Regions from separate parts of the Homo sapiens genome. Here region 1 is linked to region 2. The links are chromatin loops, found by intact Hi-C in ENCODE. Cell type or tissue: dorsolateral prefrontal cortex. All regions are shown on one strand.

What was found. Peaks named below come from ENCODE experiments on the same cell type or tissue, not always from the same donor. Only the 100,000 strongest peaks of a DNase experiment are listed, where the experiment ranks them.
Region 1: it touches region 2 in a loop (5-fold over the local background); 5 of 110 quality-filtered maps call a loop at or near these places.

Annotation. Positions count from the first base shown.
Region 1 is chr11:83,668,264-83,676,263 of GRCh38, forward strand. The region is part of intron 18 of DLG2 (discs large MAGUK scaffold protein 2); the gene reads right to left. All of the region lies in intron 6 of DLG2-AS2 (DLG2 antisense RNA 2), which reads left to right. Among named protein-coding and RNA genes, the nearest start is that of DLG2-AS2, 35 kb to the left of the region's middle. In dorsolateral prefrontal cortex, a CTCF peak has its summit at 3,244 (motif pointing left); no DNase peak of the experiment used is centred here; H3K27ac peaks cover 446 bases.
Region 2 is chr11:83,816,977-83,824,976 of GRCh38, forward strand. All of the region lies in intron 17 of DLG2 (discs large MAGUK scaffold protein 2), which reads right to left. Among named protein-coding and RNA genes, the nearest start is that of DLG2-AS2, 180 kb to the left of the region's middle. In dorsolateral prefrontal cortex, CTCF peaks have their summits at 16, 3,159 (motif pointing left) and 3,360; no DNase peak of the experiment used is centred here; H3K27ac peaks cover 2,490 bases.

The DNA of each region.
Region 1 (8,000 bases), 150 kb before region 2:
GTTGTCAATTTGCCAAGAAAATCTATTTTCAATTCTTCCTCTCCAGGCTCATCTACCACTCTTCTCTGCAAAGACAACACATTTTATAGCTTAAGAACAAAAAGCTATCAGTCCCAGGACACATCTTGCTGTTTCATAGCTCCATACTTTTGTATAGGCTGCTCATTCTACCTGGGATAGCCTTGGTTCTTTAAAATACTGCAAAGACATTCAGAGAAGTTTTTCTTAGCCCTACTAAGTAGAGGTAATCACTGTTTTCTCTGGGTTACCTCTGTACTTTTTTAACAGTAATATAATTGTACTCATATGCTATTACTGTAATTTAAATTACAATAAAATGGAAGAAAAACTATATATACACACACACATGTATATATACACACATGTGTATGTATATATGTATAAGTATATATGTATGTGTATATATATGTGTATATAAACACATATATATGTGTATATAAACACATATATATGTGTATATAAACACACATATATATGTGTATATAAACACACATATATATGTGTATATAAACACACATATATATGTGTATATAAACATATATATGTGTATATAAACACACACACACATATATATATATATATATTTTTTTTTTATGATAGACTATGAGCTTCTAAAGCCCAGGAACAGTTATTCGCTCAGCACCAAATTACTAGTCCCTGGTAAAACTCAGAAGGCAATACATGTTTGCTGAGTTTAATGAAATCTACAGGCAGCAAAAATTTCTTCTTTATTTTATGGCCAAAGAATTTCCTGGCCCATCAAAATGCTCTATTGGAATATTTTCCCAATCCTGAGCTTGTACTAATTGATCTGTTTATTCACTGAACCCCTGCTACTGTGTGCCAGGCAGAGTATTATGTTAGGTCCCAGGAATACAGTAGTGGGTAAAACAGTCCTGGTCCCTCTCCTCATGAACCCCCTCTCCCTACTCACACTCTTTCAAATTACTCATTCCTATTAATTTACTGCAAAATAATATTCGCACCTCTAGCAATAACTTTTCAATTCAGAAGGCCACATATAAAAGCAAATTGATACTGAGTATGTTTCTGCTGAAAAGTCTATAAAGAAACATTCTAGGCTGCTGTGTCTCATGGAAGGTGTACTCCATCTTCATGAATACATATATAGATGTATGTATTTCTGTCTACATGTACATTTCTATGCCAATGTATACATATATTATAGATATGCAATACACAATTAAGGCTCACAAAAGAATACAACCCTCTTATAAACAGAAGGATCCCTTGACCTTTCAAACTTAGGTCCACTTAATTAAAAACGAAGCATAATTTGTACCCTTAATATAATGGCCTATGATTTTCAAGTTTAACTATTTTCATGTTGATTGCTATGTTTTGACTCTATTTTGAAGGGACCACAAGGGTGTTTATGCCCTGAAATAAAGAGGAACAGACAACTTTTCCAACCCTGAAAAACAAAGGAAAAAATTTAAGACAAACAAACATGAAAAGCTATCATGTATTTCTCTGCACCCAGAACAGTGCTAAACATAAAGTAAGCACTAAATGAATACTTTCTAGATAACTGAATAAATGAAAGAGCAAACACTTGCAATTATGCAGTTCCTCGTTAGGACAAGCCAAAGGAAGAGCTATGGATTTAAGAGGGAAAGATAGTTTAAAACCAAATCTTGACCCAAATGGTGAAAAGATGATTATCTGAAAATAATTTTAATCTTATAGCTATGCTTTAAATTCTTTGGTCTCTTAGCTCTCAGAGCAGTGATGTATACTGTGGTGGGTGCAATATCACATCTACCTAACTCAACCAGCTTATCCAGCTGAGGACAGGCATCATAAATATTCCAGTGAGTTCCATGAGGATTAGGAGTAAACAGATGTCTAGTTCACCTCTGCATTTCTCAAGAGTCTTGCCAAACTCTGTAGACTTTTCTCCAGTTAATGTGCTTTTATCATTTCCAGGCTTCTTCTACGTGTTACAAATAGAGTGGATGCTTGTGGTGGTAGGTGACAAGGTTCCCAGGAGAAGGTGAAAGCAGGAAAAAATGTCAACAAACATCTACCAAGCACCCACAGGTTTCAGGCCAAGGCTAGGTTCTGGACATACAGAAAAAAAAAACCCATCACTGGTGACTCTATATATGGAGTCTCAATACTTCTTGGTCACCATGATAGGTTTTGGTATACATTGTCCTTATTTGCAATTTAATATCAGGAATTTTATCTCTACCACAGAAGAAAATGAATACCTTTGGGCTCACTCACAAGCACATATTCATGAAATTTTAAGATGTAAGAAAATTCATTGTGTTGTCATAGATGAAGACATTTCTTTAAAAAAAAAAACCAAAACACAAAAAAACCCAGCAATTCCATCTGGTCTGCTAAACAGGTTCTCTTGGGAACATCATGAATGTTTTAATAAATTTATCTCATTGCATTGCTCCTGGGTGGGTAACTAAGAACTCTGAAGGACAGATATATTCCCAAATTCTTTCTCAGGCAAATTTTTGGGCATGTACATGTTAACATTAGAAGGGAATCTAAGTAAATTGATATTTCCAATAATAGTATACTACTATGAAGTGATTTGATTAAAATATTCTCCTTAAAAATAAAAAGGAGGCAAACTTTTGTTTCTATAAAGAAACATTCTAGGCTGCTGTGTCTCATGGAAGGTGTACTCCATCTTCATGAATACATATATAGATGTATGTATTTCTGTGTACACGTACATTTCTTTGTACATATTATATTTAAAAAGTAGATTCAAATAACCCTAATTTAATTTTTAAAAATTTTAAACACAAGGAAAATGTTTTCCTTTATATCTTCCTTATCACTATGACAACTAAATGGGTTTGGTACAATGCTATCTTATCCTAATTAAGAACATGGCCCTGCAACGTGGTATTCTATTAATATTAAATGAAAATGTGTGAATTATCTAGTTTTAATTAGAGTGCTGCATTTATGGCTTTCCGTTGTGAGCAAATGCTGTGTGGTATATAGAACATAAATTGAGATTTATTTCTTAAGAATTAGATGAATGTAGGGGAAATCAACGTGAACCCACACTGCTTGAATCACACATCCTGATGTAGAGTCTGTATCGATTCATTTATCTTTTCATCCTTCTACCCAATACTATTGAGCCCCTCCTATGAGCAGTCAATGGAAGGACAAAGAAAAATCTGTCCTTACTAATGAGCTCCCTCTGGTGATAAGATCCACCAAAACAGATAATTATCATATAATAAGATAAATGTAGTTAAAGAAATAAGCTGTGAGTATTTGGGATATAGCAAGAAAGACCCAACTGGTGGGGAGGAAGGGAAGAGAAACATCTTTCAGAAGGACAATTAATCAATAAATAAATAATGCTTATTTATTTTTTGTTTCATCAATATCCCTACTCCCTTTCCCTCTCTTGTATTATTTTGAGGCAAATAATTTCATCCATGCCTATGTCAGCGTGTAGCTCTAAAAGATAAGGGTGCTTGTTTTTAATATAAGCACAATACAATTGTCACATCTCAAATATTACCAATAACTTTTCACCACATATATAATTGATGTCCAAATCTCCAATTGTCTCATTGTCATGACTTGTTTTACCATTTATGTTTTGTTTGAATTGAAATACACAAATGTTCATTGCTTACAATTTGTTACTTTTAAGTGTTTCCCCTATGTCTCTTTTTTCTTTGCCAATTATTTATTGAAGAAGCCTGAGTTTTAAAGAATGAATGGAGGGTAAGACAAATAAAGGGGAAGGGAGTAAGGAAGGAAATCTAGAGAAATGGGACACCAGGAGAAAAAAATGTTGTAGAAACATTGAGGCCTTCCTTGATTTCCCTTCCTTCCCTTCTTTCCTTTCCTTCCCTTCCTTCCCTTTCTTCCCCTTCTTTCTTTCTTTTTCTTCTTCTTTTTGATGGAATTTCGCTCTTGTTGCCCAGGCTACTGCAATGGTGCCATCTCAGCTCACCGCAACCTCTGCCTCCCGGGTTCAAGTGATTCTCCTGCCTCAGCCTCCCAAGTGGTTGGGACTACAGGCACCACGCCCGGCTAATTTTGTACTTTTAGTAGATACAGGGTTTCTCCATGTTGGTCAGGCTGGTCTCAAACTCCTGACCTCAGGTGATCCGCCCACCTTGGCCTCCCAAAGTGCTGAGATTGCAGGTGTGAGCCACCGTGCCCGGCCTCCTTGATTTTCTTAAACATGCAAACTCTGTGAGCATACTTACTTATTTTGGGAAGATTGCTCAGTGTACTCCTAACAATACTCTTCTCTATATATCTAGTAAATTCCTGTATCATCTTCTAGTTCAGCTTCAGAAATTCTTCCCCACCTTTTCTATCTCATGTTGTCTCCATCCTCCTTTGAAGGATGTATCAGCTGGCATTTATCAACCAGTATTTTTGGTGTGTTTGTGTTGAGGCATCATGTGAGATGCTAGGCATATAGGGATGAATGAAATCAAATCCCTGTCTTCAAGAAACTCTCAGGCTGGATGCGGTGGCTCACGCCTGTAATCCCAGCACTTTGGGAGGCCGAGGCGGGTGAATCACGAGGTCAGGAGTGTGAGACCAGCCTGACCAACATGGTGAAACCCGTCTCTACTAAAAATGCAAAAAAATTAGCTGGATGTAGTGGCACACACCTGTAGTCCTAGCTACTCGGGAGGCTGAGGCAGGAGAATCACTTGAACCCGGGAGTCGGAGGTTGCAGTGAGCCAAGATAGCGCCACTGCACTCACTCCAACCTGGACGACATAGCAAGGCTGTCTCAAAAACAAAACAAAGCAAAACAAAACAAACAAAAAAAACTCTCTGTGAGGTATTTTAGTAAGAAATGAGGCAATGCCTATGTTTTGGACTAAAAACATATATTTGTCCATATAATTTTTAGTCATGACAAACACATGCTCATTGTTGTGCAGGGCATAACTGGAGAGTTTTTTAAAAAAGCAATATTTGCCACAGAATCATTAATAAATAGGCTCGCTCTTTCAGTTTCCATTTAAAGATGGAAAGCAACACTTTGTCAATAGGCTAAACATTTTGACTGTGTTTTATTGCTTTTTCTAACGTCCTATGTTATGAAAAGGTCATGAGAAGACTAATGTTGGAAGATCAGATAATCAAATTATAATGAGTTTAGCTAGTACCCTATGGCTCACATTTTACTCTTTATGTTGCTAGTGGGGCAACTGAAGCAAGCAAGACAATAATGCATTATCCTGTAATATTTTAAAATGAGGTTGTTGATGGTAGAAGGCCCACTAGCACTTTTTTGTTCGATTAAGGGGCTGCCAATATTTCCTTGGGTTTGCTACTGGCCCTTACAAGTAGAAAGATACATCTTCATATTCACCATGCCAGCACCTAATACAGTGTCTTGAACATTGTGGGAAATGGTGGGTATCATATGTGCTGTCCTGCTACTTTCCAACTGTGTGAACAAGCCTCATTTTCTCCTCTATTTTTATAGTGCTACTGTGAGAAGTAAATGAGATAACATGTATTCAGTGCTTTGCACACAGCAGCAGTAAACAAATGGAGAATTTTGTTATTATTTGTTAAGTAAATGAATTTTAAAAATTGTACATTCTGCCATTGTCTTTTACTCCTTTACCTCTGCCCTATCCAAATCCCTGACCTGTCTTTCCAGACAACCTCAAATATCTCCTTTACCACTTTTTAAAAACTCATACATGGCTGCCTTAAACATCTTAATACTTAGTTACACATTGTTTCTGTGTCTAAATGTTATTCTCCCTAATTGTAGCCGTAAGTTCTTTAAAAATAAGATGAGTATTACATAGAAGTGATGTCAAAATATTTACAACTAGCTGTGCCAGGTATTAATGCTTTAGTTGCTCAATCATGGAGATGTGTGAGAGTCCTAGGGAAGGGATTCAGGGGTTCCAGTGTGAAGCAGCTTGTAGAGGAGCACTCAGCGGGCCCAGGGTAGAAGCTCTTTACTAACAAGAATATATTTCAATATTTTAAGAAGCAGAAGCACTGCCTGCAGCCAGAATATTAGTGCTGGCATCTTTGATACTTCTTTGGCATCCTCTATTTGTCAGGAACTCAACACACTTACTGATAAGGTAAGAAATTCATCCAAGGAACAGTTTCTCTATTTGTACAAGGAAGCCACAAAACAAGACAAAGAAGATTTTATCTGGTTTGTGCTATGGGGAAATGAAGTTATGCCATAGTAATAATGGTACCTTTTAATGCTTATATGACATATGACATATGTGCTTTTAAATAAACATTATCTGTCACCCTTCCACTATTTTTAGTTGCTTCTTTCTCTGCACTGAAGAACTGTCTAATCTGAAGAGGAAGAAGCCAGTGCCCTGGGAAGCATTTCCTACCTGGTCACTGCACCCTTCTCTGACTCAAGCATGTTTTCTGAGTGAAAACAGAAGTCTTGGGCTCCTCAGTGACACAGCTAGGCTGGGAGCACTTACTCATGCCTGGATGCAGGTTTTATGAACAGATTTTATACACCAGAAGCAAGAGGCAAGAAGAAATATACTTTGATTCTGTTTATTGCTATTATTGTCTGTTCTTTGGAAAGAAGCTAGATAGAAAAATGAATATTTAGGAGCATACCCACCAGGTAGGTGGATTGACAGCACTGAGACAAGCTTCATGAGTGAAAAAAGAATGTTTTATCATTGCATTTGGATGCCAGAAAATTGTGAACTGTATGATCACGCTTGTGATAGAAAGTAAATAACAGTTTTGTCACTTCCTCTTCTATGCTGTAAAAGTGGAAAAACAATCCAAAGTGTAGTTAATTAAATTTGGAGTCAGAAATTTTAGCGGAAAACTATTACCAAGCCCATTAAGTACAATCTTAATGAAGGAACTATTCTACTTCCTCAGTGGAAAGAAATGATTATTGCCAAAGGCTGAAGAACTTATAAATTATATAAACTTTGAATTATCCAGAAATCAGAGTGAAGTCTAATTTTTCTTTGAAGCATTGACATTTTGTTAACAAATATTTTACTCTATGTCTCATTCGCAAAGTGATATACACCATACAATTAGCAAACACATGTACAAAAATATATTCTTATTTGTCTTATCATATTTTTTAGTATCACAAACATCATGATATCAAAATCCAAATACACTTGAGTTACTGCATAAGTCATTAATCTTCTCTGAGCAGGTTTAATCAGAAGTAAAAAGGAGAAGAAGAAGATGATGATGATTTTGTTCAAAATACAATAATTCTTGAGCCTGGTAACATATATTTTAAAGTTCACATTGATTGACTCCAAATCTGTATCCACATTGTAAAGAATCAGAACATTTGACTGTGGTTTAGCTTATAATTCAACGGTCATTTTTCAACAACAAATTTTTGTGAGACTGATACTTTAGGTTTTCTGTTCCTTATTCTACTGGGCACATGGCTTCTGGCTGTCTGGTGATTTCTGCAATAGTGCCAACGTAAAGATAGGCAACGAGTTGAACAATTACTTCATTAGCTTTTGTGACTGCAAAGAGCATTTTTCTCTACCTCAAATCCTTTCCTTCTTTCTTCTCCCCTAGCAAACTCCTACTCTTCCTGGAAGCCAATTTAAGGACATGCACCATCATATGCTTGGCCTTCATTCCATTATGTTATGTACTAACTCTAGTAGACATTTGTACATTATGTATTGTACATTTCACAAGTTATAGATGGCTGCTGGATGCTTTTCCAGCATCCTTCCCCACCACCATCCCATCCTAACAGCAACAGCTGCCAAATTTCAGTTAAGGACTCATAATGTCCTGGGGAGACTGTCTTTATCCTACCTAAGCTTTAGAATGGGGCTGGAGATTTGGTCTCATGTTCAGGGGTGGATATAAGCCAGTCTCTTCAAAGTGAATTCTAGGAATCATTGCCAGGATCTCTTTCTAGCTGGATGTGACTATGAAAACAAGTTGTCTAGGAGTCACTGGCAACTGTCCTG
Region 2 (8,000 bases):
ACTGCCCATGCATTGTTGGCCATGCATTTATTTTACTAGATCTTTACTCAGAATCTACTGACTTAAAATAGTAATCTAGCTTCATTCATTCATTATATATTTATAAGATATATTATATGTCAGGTAAACAAGACAAGCATTGTCCTGGCTTACAATAGAGTAAGGAAAATGGAGTACTAAACATGTCTTTAAAAATTAACATGGTAAGTGCTGTCATAGGAAGAGTATGGGATATACAAAGCACATTAAGAGGGGTACCTAACTTGGAGGTGCTTCTGTGTGTTTTTGGAAGGTGAAGTGGGAATGGCAAGAGAAGGCATTTAGAGAATATAACAATCTAAGATTTGAAGGATGAATAGAATAGAAGAGTTATTCAGAAGAAGGTGGGGTGGGGAAAGTTTTCAGGAGAGGATACAATGTCAGATATAGTTACATGACAGAGAAAAGACTGACTTTTAGAGATATGGCTGGACAAGTTAAGAGAAGCTATATCGAGGAATTGAGACTTTATTTGGATGGTTAAGTTATAACCAATGGACTCTGAAAAAAGTATGAATGTATGCCTTTAATTTTAATTTCTGATTTTAAAACTTTTATTATTTAAAGGGAAGTCTTAGGCTGGGTGAGGTGGTTCACACCTGTGATCCCAGTGCTTTGAGAGGCTGAGGTGGGAGGACTGCTTGAGGCCAAGAGTTGAAAAACAGCCTGGGCAACATGGTGAGACCCAGTATCTTAGAAATATTTTAAAAATTAGCTGTGTATGGTGATGCATGTTCATAGTCCTAGCTATTTGAGAAGTTGAGGTGAGAGGATTGCGTGAGCCCAGGAGCTCAAAGGTTTAGTGAGCTATGATTGTGCTACTGCACAATCTAGCAGCAGTGAGACCCTGTCTCTAATTAAAAAATAAATAAATAAAATAAAGGGAAGTCTTTATTCATAACTAACATACGTTTAGTCATAACTAATAAAAAATTAATTGTTCAAAAACCCTTCAGTGCATCCTTTTTATCACACAAAGTTCTCTCAAACACATACATTCCTAGCATATTGGAGCTGGAAGGGCCTTTAAAGATCCTGAGTCTCCGTCTTTTCACTTTACAGAGGAGTGAGAAGATCAGGAGTTTGTTCAGGTTGTCCTGAGTAACTGAATTGTTGCTCCTGGGAGCTATTTGCTTTTCCTAGCCTAGCCCAGTGCTTAAACTCCTCATCCCGTTTATTCAGAGGCCAAATAGTCTCCTGCATCTGGTGTCTTGTTGGTCTGGGCTGTTGATAATTCTTGAGCACTCCTGCTTTTCAAAACTTCTGCATTGGACTTCATGTTCTTCCTTTGTGGCCTGATGAAAAAATCGTTTATCTTAGACTTGCAGTGAGGATCTGGGAAGGTCTTTCCATTACCAAGGAAAACATGAATCCTCCTCAGAATACCTGGTGAGGTTTTGCCTTTTCTATGGAACTCCCTTGCCTCACTGTACTTTTCTTATAGTATAATTCGGGGTGGACCTGCTTATTACTTCTGTTAGACTATAAGCATCCCAAGGACATGACACATGGCTTAGTCATCATTACATTCCACATAGCAAGGTGACATAAACACAGAAGCCCCTATCAAGTTCGTTGTAGACAGGGATGAGAGGATACATGAATAAACAGAGGAATGGAGTGGAATATCTTATTTCCTGACAGGAGGTTTAAATCTATGTTAGTAAGGGTATGAAAGCTATATATATTTTTTCCTTCAGGGAAAGATGGTGAGCCACCCAAGGTGAAAAGAGAATCTCTGACAAGCAAGCAAAAATTAAGGTTGTACTCTTTGTCATAAGAAATGACTATGAATATGAACGTAAAAAGACATTAGAGAAGAAAAGTCAGGAAAAGGGGAAAGATAAATTTGGGTAGCATAAGAGACTGCCCAAAGGACTTTAAAACCAGAGATACCTGACGTTCATTTTTAAGTTTTTACATGTTTATGCAAATCCACTGCCATCTTTTTGAGGCATAAGTCCTGTCTGCTACACACAAAGGAGATGCTAAGGAACACTTGCTTGCCTTTATGTTAGAAACAGAAACAGTGTGATTTTTTCTGATGTTCTCAATTACAGAGTCTACTGACTCAGGTCTATATGTGCCTGATGATGATCACGAGCCCCATCAACAAAGGGAGTTCCCGCTCAGCATGGAGGCAGACCCTCCGCCAAATGAAAGAAAAATGTAGGCCAGGTGTAGTGGCTCACACCTGTAATCCCAGCACTTTGGGAGGCTGAGGCAGGTGGATCACCTGAGGTCAGGAGTTCGAGACCAGCCTGGCCAACATGGTGAAACCCCATCTCTACTGAAAATACAAAAACTAGCTGGGCATTGTGGTACATGCCTGTAACCCCAGCTAACTGGGAGGCTGAGGCAGGAGAATTGCTTGGACCTGGGAGGCTGAGGTTGCAGTGATCCAAGATCATGCCACTATACTCCAGCCTGGGAGACAGAGCAAGACTCTATCTCAAAAAAAAAAAAAAAAAAAAAAAGAAGAAAAGAAAAAGAAAAGAAAAAGAAAAGAAAAATATAGTCTTCATTCTTCTTAATTCTATCATAAATCTGAGAGTAGAATAATAAAAGTACATGAAAAACTACCCATAGCTTAGTATAGTTTATGTTACACACAAAACCTGAGAGATATAGGCAATAAATGTTCCTGGAATATGTTTTACAGCAACATTGGTCCATCAGGAAAGTTTCCCTCCAGGAAAGATTCTGAACATAGAGAAATAACAAGAAATCAAATTATAAGGAAGATTAACTATTGACCTTTTCCTGACCCCTCTATTTCTCCCCTTCAAGCAGGAGAATTATAGGTCAGTCCAACGTTGAAGAAGGAGTAACATTTCTCATTTTGAGCTTTCTCAAGAAATCTTGGCTATCAGAGCTCCCAGCTGATTCCTAGTGGTTTCTTATGTTTAAATACAGGACCCTCACAATAATAATAATAATAATAAACAAAGTCACAAATGTTACTTTCAGGTTTGAATTCCACTTGAATTCATTGAGTTATATTTTAAAAAGCTATCATTATGATAACCAGTTTTAATACTGTGATCAAATACAATCACTAGTATGAAAACTGGGCAAAAGGCCACATTCCACTAGTGTCTCCAGTTCAATGCAAAATCTTTTACTGCCATCTTGTGGATTTTTAGGAAATAATCCCAGTCACTACATATTATTTATTGTCTTACGGGAACAATAGGTTCATAGGCCAGTTTATGAAAATAACTGAAAAAAAGTATAAGAAAAGAGCAGCTAAATAGTCAGGTTTCCATCTAACATTATCACTTTGTATTCTCTACTAAGCATCTCTGAGGCTTGGTTTCTTCATAAAAAGTTGTTATTATAATAATACCATCCCCTGCCTGTCTCAAGGTTGCCATAAGAATAAAAATTTTAAATTGCTCCATAAATCAAAAGTACTATTCAGAAACAACCAATTATTATCAATGCTATCAGCCACATTATTAGAATGACGATACCTAAGCATTTCATATGTAACAAGGTAAACTATGGTTCAGGCTGAAAAGTCCAGACCTTGGTACCTGCTTTCAGAGTGATTTGTCTCATCTTTTATGGCTTTCAGGGCAAGAAAATGGATGTTTCAAATGAAAATATTCCCTGGAGATAGTTGTTCCTGGGGCAGAAAATACTGTGGGCCTGACAACTGAGGAAGGGAATATTTCCTTTTTTACTGATTCACTGATGAGCAAGTGAGCCCCGACATTTGAAAAGCACAGCAAATATGTAGTATAGGAACAGCTTTTTCCAGTGAAAAATGCTACCCCTGGGATCCTATCTACTGATCCATATTTAGTTATTCTCTGGTAAGTTATTCATCCAGGATTTCTCTCTTCCAACCAACCGACACTTAAACTGGAAAACCAGGCAATAGGTTGGCTCATAGATGTCACAGACAACTTAAAAAAGAATCTTCTGAGAATTTCAGGGAAAAAACTTAGAACAAAATCTCCAAAAGCTTTCCTTTCCCATTAGCGAAGACTTCAAGTTCTTTCATCTAATTTATTCATCACCTATGAACACCTGTGTGTGCCTAGCACTGGGTTAGGTTCTGGGATGCAATGATGATGCAGACATAACGCTTATGCTTACTGACCTCCATACTAGCTGGAAAGTTCACATCTCATAACTCATGATATCTGCTGCTTCAAGCTCTGCAGTTGTTCAGAACCTGAGCAGAGAAAGGGCCAATGCTGCCCTTGGGAATTTGAAAGAGAGAAGCAGCTCATGTATGAGCAATTTGCTGTTAGAGGACGCTCATCGACTCTCCACTTATGTCAGCTGTTGAGAGCGGTCATTGCATGTGGTGGAGTGAATGGTGTCAGAAGTGGTGATGGTGATGATGAAGAAGATAAGATGATACTTGGAATTAAGAAACTTATTATGGATTTTTTTTAGATGAATGGATTTTAAATAATGTCAGCGTGAGAAGAATAAGTCATAGTAGTTGTTTCTTTTTATCAATCTGCCATGCATTACGACCATGTTCATATCTTATGTCTCCACTAAGCTATCAGCCCCTGAAGGTGAGAACAATGTCTGATATACCTCTCTATTTCCTATAAACACTAGAATAATATTTGACAGTCATGTTTTCATTATTGAACACTTATAAAGTGCCAGATACTTTTCAAAACTCTTCGAATACAGCAATAAACAAAATAAATCAATAAGAGATATTCAATAAATCAAATAATTAACAAATAAGAGTCACAGCCATACAGCCAAAGTGTTTTCCACTTCTTCCACTTAATATACATGTATATGAATTGCTAAATAAATCACCAATTTCCTTCTCTCTACTGAATCATTTCCATCAACATATAAACACTGTTACAAAAAACAAACTCTACCCTCAAGTTCCCATTCTATTGCATTCCTCTCTAGAGCAAACTCAAAGGAGATAACTCTTCTCCTTGTCATTAAAAGAGGGAATTTGGATGGAAAGGCAGGAGGAACTTGTCGAAAGATATTAAGTGGAGGAGTAACATGATCAAAGTTGATAGAATCTATGGAGTTGGTGTGAAAGATGAAAAAAATACTGACTTTGAAGCTGGGCAGACCTAGAGTCCAGTCCTTTTACTACAGTCTGGTCTTAACCAAATTATTTAACCTCTCAGAATCTCAGAACTTTGACCTGCAAGATAATAGTAATCAAACCATTTGAAGTTCTTACTAGGTAGGAAGCACACAATATGTCTCTCATCCTTTGTCTTCAATTCTTCTCCTTTTATTCTCTCAGGCCTAGGCTCCTCCCACTAGAGGCTTCTCTCTGAAATAATTTCTATTGTTTAAGAAGCACTTATGATCCTTAAGATACTAGACCTAAAACATTCCTCAAATAGAGCTCAGTGAGCCAAATAATCCCCGATGGTCATTTATCATTTATCTACCCAGTGTTCAGATATGCTTCTTATTTGGGGACAATTCAAGACAGGAAGGAGGCACAGCCTTACCCCCATTAGAGAAGCTGGAGGGGGCAGCTATTCCCTTTTCCCACCCCTCAGCAGCTACAACAGGGCAAGTCAAGCAGATGTTCCAGTTGGGAATTTAGCATCCCCACACTAACGTGTAAGGTGCATGGAGAAACAGAGATTTTTCATGGCAGTGTGGTTTGGCTATAAGTGGCCAGTGGTGACAGCCCAGCACCCTTAGTAGGAGGATTTCCTCCTTGGCCTCTGAGCCTGGTTCCTCAGGCTTCCTGAAGAGCTTGTAGACTATCTGTTATTTCTCCAATAAATTCTTTTTTTTCATATAAGTTACCTGGAACTGACGTCTGTTGTCTGGAGTCAAGAACTCCAGGAGGTAAATTCACCAATCAAGCTCCCATCAGGTATATTCCTAGAGTAGTTAGCGTTAGAGGTAAGGGAGCTTGTCATGAAAGAAGGAGGCCTATACCTAGAGTCAAACAGGCTTTGAGTTAGAAAACTGTTGAACCCTTCAGTTTCTTCTTGAATAAAACAGCAGCATGATCACTTTCCTACCTATCCTGAAGGTACCCTATGAGGATCAAATGAGATAATCACAGTGAGATACTTTATACATATATATGGTAATGCAAATCTAAGGGTTATTAGAGATTAGCTAATAAAATAGGTTATTCTGAGGCCCAAACAAATTGGACTAAAAATCAGTCCACTTTTTGACTCAAAAGAGATTTCAGGAGGGATGATCAAGTCGATGATCACTCCTTCTTTAAAACTTGAGAACTCTTTGCACGATTTCCCCTTTATCTGTGATCAGCTGTTATACCACAGTTTAGATGTTTACATAGAGAAGACACTTTGAAACTTGTATAGGAAGTCCTTGCTACCCAAATTTTTTGGAAGAAGAGAATATGTCATAAACATATTTTAAATGATCATCAAGTATTTAGCATTTAATATGTAATAGAATAGTTAATTAACATTTTTCTGATCTATAGGAATTCCTCTTAGTCAATTAGGAAATGATCTGTCTGAATTGGAAATATATTCCATTGGCCAGAAATCTAAAAGCTTTAATGTATTCTGAATCTTCAGGACAGAAGGGATTAATTGGCCAGAGCGCGAGATGAATAAAACTGAGAGGGGTCCTAGGATTTCCAACTGCCTTCAGAGAAGTGGGCAAAGATGAGTCATTCATTCATTCATTCATTCATTCATTCGTTCATTAAACATTTGCTCAGTAGCTCCGTTCTAAGTTAATCAACAAGGGAGCAGAGATGAATAAAACACAGTTTCATCCTCAAGGGAAGCTTCAAAGGATCTGAACGTTGCTTCTAAGTGCCTCAATCTTACAGCCTTCGTATACAATGGCTTCCTGTGGTGACTCATATGTCTCCTTTTAAATGCTCTTTTTTTAGGCATTTATGCTTTTTTCATTAACTAGACTTTGAGTATGGACTGCCTCAGACATAAGTAAACTGCCAAATTCAATTCTTTGGTGAAGGCCTGCATCGCAGAAAGAGCATAGCTTTGAAATCAGAAGCAACAGTATTCCAAATACCACCATCATTACTGATTATCTGTGTGATCTTGGACAAATTATTTAATTTCTCTGAGCCTTCAATCCAACAAGGTTGTTAGGACAATTCAGTGAAATCACAGCGCAGTATCCAGCAAAATGCTTTGTGCTGAGCATATATTCAATAAAGGTTAGGCATTTTATCTCCAATTCTCTACTGGTTTTGCTTTCTAGGGGCCCTCTTTGTTGGGAAGTTTCCCCTCCAGAATCCTTCTTACTTCCCCAGGCTGAGCTAAGGATGGTCTCTTCTTTACGCCCATGTGGTCCCTGGAACTTACCGTTAGCATTTCCATGTTATATTGGAAATAATCTATTTATTTGTCTGTCTCCCTTCATGAGGCTACATGTTCACTGAGGACACAATGATTTTTTTCACGTTGCATCCTTAGTGTCTAGTAGCTTTTGGTACTTTGTGAATGTCTCTGAGCTCTGCAAACAAGATTTTAAGGTGAAAATTTACTTCCGTCAAATAAAATACTTGCAAGAGGTTTTCTGGAGATTATGACAGAATTTTCAAAAAATATGTTTCACTTGATAGTAATTTATATCCAAAGACTAAAAAAGTTATTTTGTTAAATAATGTTAAAAAACACTTTATCAGCATTTAAAAAATTTGCTGCAGGACTTCTCAGATCTTTCATTGAATTATGAACCTTTTTTATGAAGCATTTCACACATCCGCTATTATACACAGTTTTGGAAGTACCACTGCGAGAAAAGCTGGTGTTTTACTGGTGCACTGAGTTAAGTTTCAGACTTTTGAAAGCTGCTTACAGTTAAATCCTTTGAGTAGTGATATTGTGAGTCAGGTGTTACAAGTCTGATGTTAAGTACATGGTTCCCAATGTACTATTTTCACTGCACCTTGCTAAGTTGTGACATATAGTATGTTTATGACACATTGAATAAGCAAGACTTAAGGAATATAACTGGAAAGGAGC